2 separate regions of the Homo sapiens genome follow, and region 2 is linked to region 1. A link is a contact called in ENCODE Hi-C or POLR2A ChIA-PET data. All regions are on one chromosome and are shown on one strand. The core of a region is the stretch at or near the end of the contact, and the rest is flanking DNA. Distances in the headings are between cores, read along the strand shown.

Region 1 (2,736 bases), core at 199-2,698:
ATCAATTACCTGCATCTGTCTCAGGTGCTGTGCGCTGTGTTGGGATAAAACAATCAGAATAGCTTACCAGTTAACACTTATTGAGCACTTACTAAGTGAGGCACCGGACTCACGTCACCCCCACAGCCGAGGAAACTGCCACAGCTGCCTATTATCAGGCTCATTTTTAAGGTACTCACATTGTAGCAGAGAAACATCAACCAGTAATTGCAATACAAGGTCTGATGTGGAGCTGCACACGTGTTTATTTAACAATAATGAAGATACCCTGCGGATGATTTTGGCCAAATCACCATTCCAGCAAAACAAAAAAATCTGAGTCACACACCTGCTTAAAATAACTACAGCAAAAGAAATCCATTTGGTGAAACCACCCTTCAAAAAGTTCACGTTTCCAGCCCATACCTGTGCTTTGCTTCCTGTTGGGCCGCATCACCAGGATCCTGGAAAAAAAAAACTTAAATTTAATAGAGAAATTTCACGGGAGGCGGCGGGAAAAAGGAACGGTTCTGTTGTTTCCTATACATAACAGTCTCTTGCGGTGGTAGAAACAACTCCCCAAATAAGAAACTGGGCCTCACAGAAATCAATGAACTAGTTCCCACTTACAACGTTTTGATGAACGTCTAAAACCACAACCTCAGAAGGCTTTGGAATACAGAGCACCCTGGGGAGGGGAATCCCTGTATTACGAAACCGTGTTTCACATGTAGGAATAATTTCTGGAAAATAAAACGGGCCTCGGTATTAGGGACAACGATAACTCAAAGACTGCGCCCTCCGTCCCTAAGGTCCCGGTCCCTTATCAGAAACGCCTCTCCGGGCGTGTGATCCATCCAAGCTTCCCAGGCGGCCCCTCCCTGTCATCCCGGCGGGGCAAGCGTTCCTCCGACCCTGCCGCGCTCTCAGCACCGGGAACACAGCGGACCCTCAATACCTGTCGGCTAAACTTGGGTCATAACAACTGAACTCCGGAAAAACTGAATTCGGTCCGGCTGCTGGCTCCAAAAGCTGAGATTGTGCTTGGATCCAGGCCCGCCAGGACGAGCCCGCTCCAGGCTAGGGGACCCCACACCCCAACGCCAGGGCAGGTCCCGCACGTGGCGGCCCCCGCCGCCAGCCTCCTGGGCCCCTCGCGACGAGGAAAGCGACGAGGCCACCTCTGAGCCGGCCACGAGGCCGCCAGGGCAGCGCAGGGGACCGGGGCCCCGGGGAGGCGCCCAGAGCCTCCGCCCCGGAGGCGCGCCCTACACTCCGGGCGAGGGCGGCGCCCCGCGAGGGCCAAGCCTGGCGGGGGCTGATGCGCTCACCCCGTGTTTGGCCTGCAGCTCGGCCAGCCTCTGTCTCCTCAGCGCCTCAAGCTCCTCGTCCGCCATGGCTCGGCGTCAGCGCTGGAGCAGCCGCGGTCACTCTCGCAGCCCCTCGGCGCGAGCGCGGCCTTGACCACTGCGCAGGCGCTCGCGGGGCCCAGGCGCCACCAATCCAGCCCGGAGCCACGCCCCGCGCCGCTGCCAGGGCGCCGGCAGAGGCCCGATTCCCCGATTTCAGGCGGTCGAGCTTGGGCGCACGGAGGGGCGGGGCCTGGGGCGGGGCCTCCGGGATCCACCTCCCACCCGTGATCGGCGCCTCTGCGTGCAGGGACTTGGGCTGCGCTGGGGCGGGGCTGCGCTTTGGAAAGGTTAAAACCTGAAAGTGTGGCATCAACAAGTATAATAATTATGGGTGCAATGTGCTGGTGACCTAGAGGGTTAGGCGTATATTATCTCTATTTATAGATGAGGAACCAGGGGCGCAGGAAGGCTGAGTGGGGTGATGGAAATGTCCTAAAGCTGGATCGTGGCGGTGGCTGCCCGGCTCCTCGGTGCACACAGAGGCCGGCCGGTGGCTCGCCGCCTGTGGTCCCGACGCTTCGGGAGGCGGTAGGGTCATTTGAGGTCAGGAGTTAGAGACCAGCCTGGGCAATATGGCAAGAGCCTATCTCTACTAAAATTTTAAAAAACTAGTTGGGCGCGGTGATGTGCACCTGTAGTCCCAGCTACTCAGGAGGCTGTGTCAGGAGGATCGCTGGAGCCCGGAAGTTCGAGGCTGCAGTGAGCCTTGATCTCGCCACTGCACTCCAGCCTGGGAGACACAGCCAGACCCTGTCTCTAAAAAAAAAAAAAAAAAAAAAAAAAGTGCACATCTGCCTCCTCGCCATCTGCCTCCTCCACGCACAAAAGGGCTTTTCCTGGGAGGATACTGCAGTGGGCAGCTGTGGCTGGTGTAAACTCTTTGGTGGAACAAATCCCTTCTGCCTTTGACTTGGGGGAATTGGGGGCAGAGAGGATATTCAGCTACCTAAACGTGTGACTCATACAGATTCTGTTTGTTTGTCTGTGTGTGTGTTATTTTATTTTTTACATTAAAAAAATACAGATGGGGTCTCGCTATGTTGCCTAGGCTGGCCTCTATCTCCTGAGCTCAAGCAATCCTTTTGCCTCAGCCTCCCAAACTGCTAACATTACAGGCATGAGCCACCACACCTGGCCTGTGTGTTTTAATTGTGGCAAAATATACACAATACAAAATTTACCATTTTCACCATTTTTAGGTGTACTTTTCAGTGGTATGAAATGCATTATCGTGCAGTTGTCACTCAATCTCAGCTCACTGCAACCTCCACCTCCCGGGTTCAAGCGATTCTCCTGCATCAGTCTCCCAAGTAGCTGGGACCACAGGCGTGCACCACTGTGCCCG
Region 2 (2,873 bases), core at 235-2,734, 2.7 Mb after region 1:
AGAGCAAGACTCCGTCTCAAAAAAAAGAAAAAAAAAAAAGAAGAGGGTCTCACTATGTTGCCCAGGCTGGTCTTGAACTCCTGGCCTCATGCAATCCTCCTGCCTCAGCCTCCCACAGTGTTGGGATTACAGGCGTGAGCCTCCACACCTGGCCCTATTCTGACCTTAAACTACCTTTGTGCAACTCTCTCATTAGGTTAATTTTTCTGTTGATTCTTGTTTTCTATGTCGATGATCATCACTTGACAATAACAGTGCTTTCATTTTGCTTCCGATCCTTCTATCACTCACTTTTCTCATCCCATTGCACTGGACAAGACTTGCAAGTACCAGGTTGAACAGTGGCAAGGCCAGACAGAGGGCACCCTTGTTTTTTTTTTTTTGAGTTGTAAAAAGATGGAGAGCTTTGGCTTTCAGCCTACTGCTTAAAGAAGAAAAATGCAATCATTAGAAATTAGATCTTGAGAAAGATCCCTGCGACTGCCCGTGAAGGCGAGACTTAAGAGTAGTAAGCCAAGAGGCAGAAAGATCGGTCGCCTACGAGTCCAGGTGAAGCATCATGTGTTTCAGACCAGGGCCGTGGAGACAAGTGTAGCAGAGAATTGTGGGTCGGGTGGGGTGGAGGAAGAACTGATGGGATTCTGGGACAGATCAGAGGGAGGAGAGTGAGGAGTCAAGACGGAAGCGCTATCTGGGGCTTGCCTGCCACTGAGCAGACCGTGATGCCACTCCCTGAGGAGGAGACCCAGGGTGAAACGAGAAGGAAGAAGGACTTCACTGCACACACGTTGACTCAGAAGGGCCGTGGAACACCCGGCCGGCGGGGAATACGGAGCTCAGAGCAGCGGGCTGCGCGGGGGCGTAAAAATGTGGCTGTCAGGGGTCCAAACAGCATCAATGTTCAGAAAGCACGTGGAAAACAGTTTAGCTACTGTTAGAACTATCAGGATCATCCGCATGCAGGTAGGCGTTAAAACCTAGGATGGACGAGATCTGCCAGGGGCAGCCCAGAAGCCAAAGGGGCCGAGACCTAAGCCCCTGGAGGCAGCAGCTAGAGGGGCAGAGACAGCAGGAAGGGGGCCCCGGTGGGTCAAGGAAGGAGTACCAAGGAGGAGTGGCTCTGCCATGGACGCAGAGGAATCTGGGAGTGACGGCGCCTGTCCGCGCTCTATCCCGTTCTGCCTGCCGAGGGCAGGGCCAGCGCAACGCAACCTGCAAACCCGCCTTCGGCTGCTGCGAGGCACTCAGATCTCGCCGCGAAGAAGACGCCACGGCACAGTTGAACTACAGACCCCGTCCACCGCTGTTCCGGCCCCGCCCCTCTCACATTGCGGGCCTCTCAGCGCCCCTACGCACAGCACGGCCCGCCCACCGCCGCCCTGGCCCCACCCACCCCGCCGCAGGCCCCGCGGAGCTCCGACGCACAGCCTGTCCCCGCCCACTGTTGCTCTGGCCCCGCCCCTCTCGCCGGGGGCTTCTCAGAGCACCTACGTACAGCCAGGCCCAGTCCACCAACCGCCCTGGCCCTGCCCCTCCCGCAGTGCGGGCCCCTAAGAGCCCCTGTGCATTGCCAGGCCCCGCCCCTCACCGCCCTGACACCGCCTTTTGCGGTGCGGGCCGCTCAGAACCCCCCCGCAAGGGGCGGCCCCGCCCCTACCTCTCCGGCCCCGCCCCTACCTCTCCGGCCCCGCCCCTACCTCTCCGGCCCCGCCCCTAACTCTTCGGCCCCGCCCCCACCTCTTCGGCCCTGCCCCTCCCGCGGCGCGCGCCCGGAAGTGCTCCCGCGCCCTGGCAGCGCGGACACAGCGGAGTGGCTGGGCCAAGCCCGCCCAGGGAGGCCGTGGCTCGCTCCAGTCTCCCGGGTGGGGCGGGGGGCGTCCGGGCGACGTGAGGCCGCGCTCGGGCCCCCAACCCCCAGCATCCGCCTTGGCCAGGCTGCAGACGCGCGGCGCGGGAGACGCGGGGCGGGGAGACGCGGGGCGGGGCGGGGCGGGGCAGCGCATCACGTGGGTAAACACGGCGCACGTGGAGCGCAGCCTGAGCTCTAGGGCGGGGCGGCAGTCCCAGCCCTTGAGCCCGGGCTGTGCCGGTCCCAGGCCCTGGGGAGCCGGTGAGGCGTGGGCGCAGGCCGGGGTCCGCGTTGGCCCAGCTGAGCCTCAGTTCATTCTGTTAAAACGTTAATAGGCCAGCGCTGTGGGAGGCCAAGGCAGGAGGATCGCTGTTGGCCAGGGGTTCCAGACCAGCCTGAGCAACACAGGAGATCTCATTGGTACAAAAAATAATAAAAAATGTTGCTGGGTGTGATGGTGCCCACCTGTAATCCCAGCTACTTGGGAGGCTGAGGTGGGAGGATCGCTTGAGCTTGGGAGTTCGAAGCTGCAGTGAGCGCTGATCGCACCACTGCACTGCAGCCTGGGTGACAGAGACCTTGTCTCCAAAACAATACGTAAAAAATAAAACCAAACTAGCCACGCAAACACTGACGTTGGCTCAGCCTGCCAGGCCCTGCCCAAGGGAACATGATAACCCTGTCAGGTGGGCACCATCCTATTTCACAGAAGGGGAAAGTGGAGGCCAAGGCGGTTAAGAAACTTGCCCAAAGCACTTGGCTGGAAACCGGTGCAACGCAGGTCCGACCTTTTGCAGCGAGGCCCCTTCGTGCTTTGGCCTCGGCCTGCATGACAGGGGCACTGGCAGTCGGGGACGCTGGGGGTCAGCTCCTGGCGTCCTGCCCCTGCCCCTCAGGGCCGGCCTGGCCTGGTACGCTCGGCGGGGCTGGTTTCCCCGTTTGTGCAATGGAGTAGCAGAGGTGCCGCCTCCAGAGGAGGCTCAGAGGCGGCCCTCCCCAAATCGTGGCGATAGCTTCCGCCGGG

Evidence for each region. Hi-C counts contacts between places; a loop is a spot of excess contacts on that map. ChIA-PET counts read pairs that join two places held with the same protein, here RNA polymerase II (POLR2A). Pooled maps may share reads with other maps.
Region 2: a map of B cell shows a loop between it and region 1 (16-fold over the local background). The contact joins the enhancer-like site here to the promoter of PDCD5 in region 1. A Hi-C loop is called at or near these places in 4 of 168 maps with a recorded cell type or tissue (B cell, CD8-positive, alpha-beta T cell, ascending aorta and 1 more), 4 of 37 single-sample maps with no recorded cell type and 13 of 50 pooled maps. POLR2A ChIA-PET finds 5 or more read pairs at or near these places in 1 of 52 experiments (HEK293T).

Annotation. Positions count from the first base shown.
Region 1 is chr19:32,579,902-32,582,637 of GRCh38, reverse strand. It overlaps PDCD5 (programmed cell death 5), which reads right to left and starts at 1,448. Exons shown (of 6, transcript NM_004708.4): 1 at 1,311-1,448; 2 at 406-443. The coding sequence starts at 1,376. RefSeq lists silencers at 1,447-1,623, 969-1,698 and an enhancer at 1,909-1,998.
Region 2 is chr19:29,843,607-29,846,479 of GRCh38, reverse strand. No RefSeq gene overlaps it. Among named protein-coding and RNA genes, the nearest start is that of CCNE1, 33 kb to the right of the region's middle. RefSeq lists silencers at 1,311-2,080, 2,111-2,270. Within about 2 kb of position 1,484, at least 32 of the 41 ENCODE cell types and tissues checked have a DNase peak (open chromatin) inside an H3K27ac peak, as active enhancers do; they include B cell, CD8-positive, alpha-beta T cell and ascending aorta, where a contact is called at or near this core.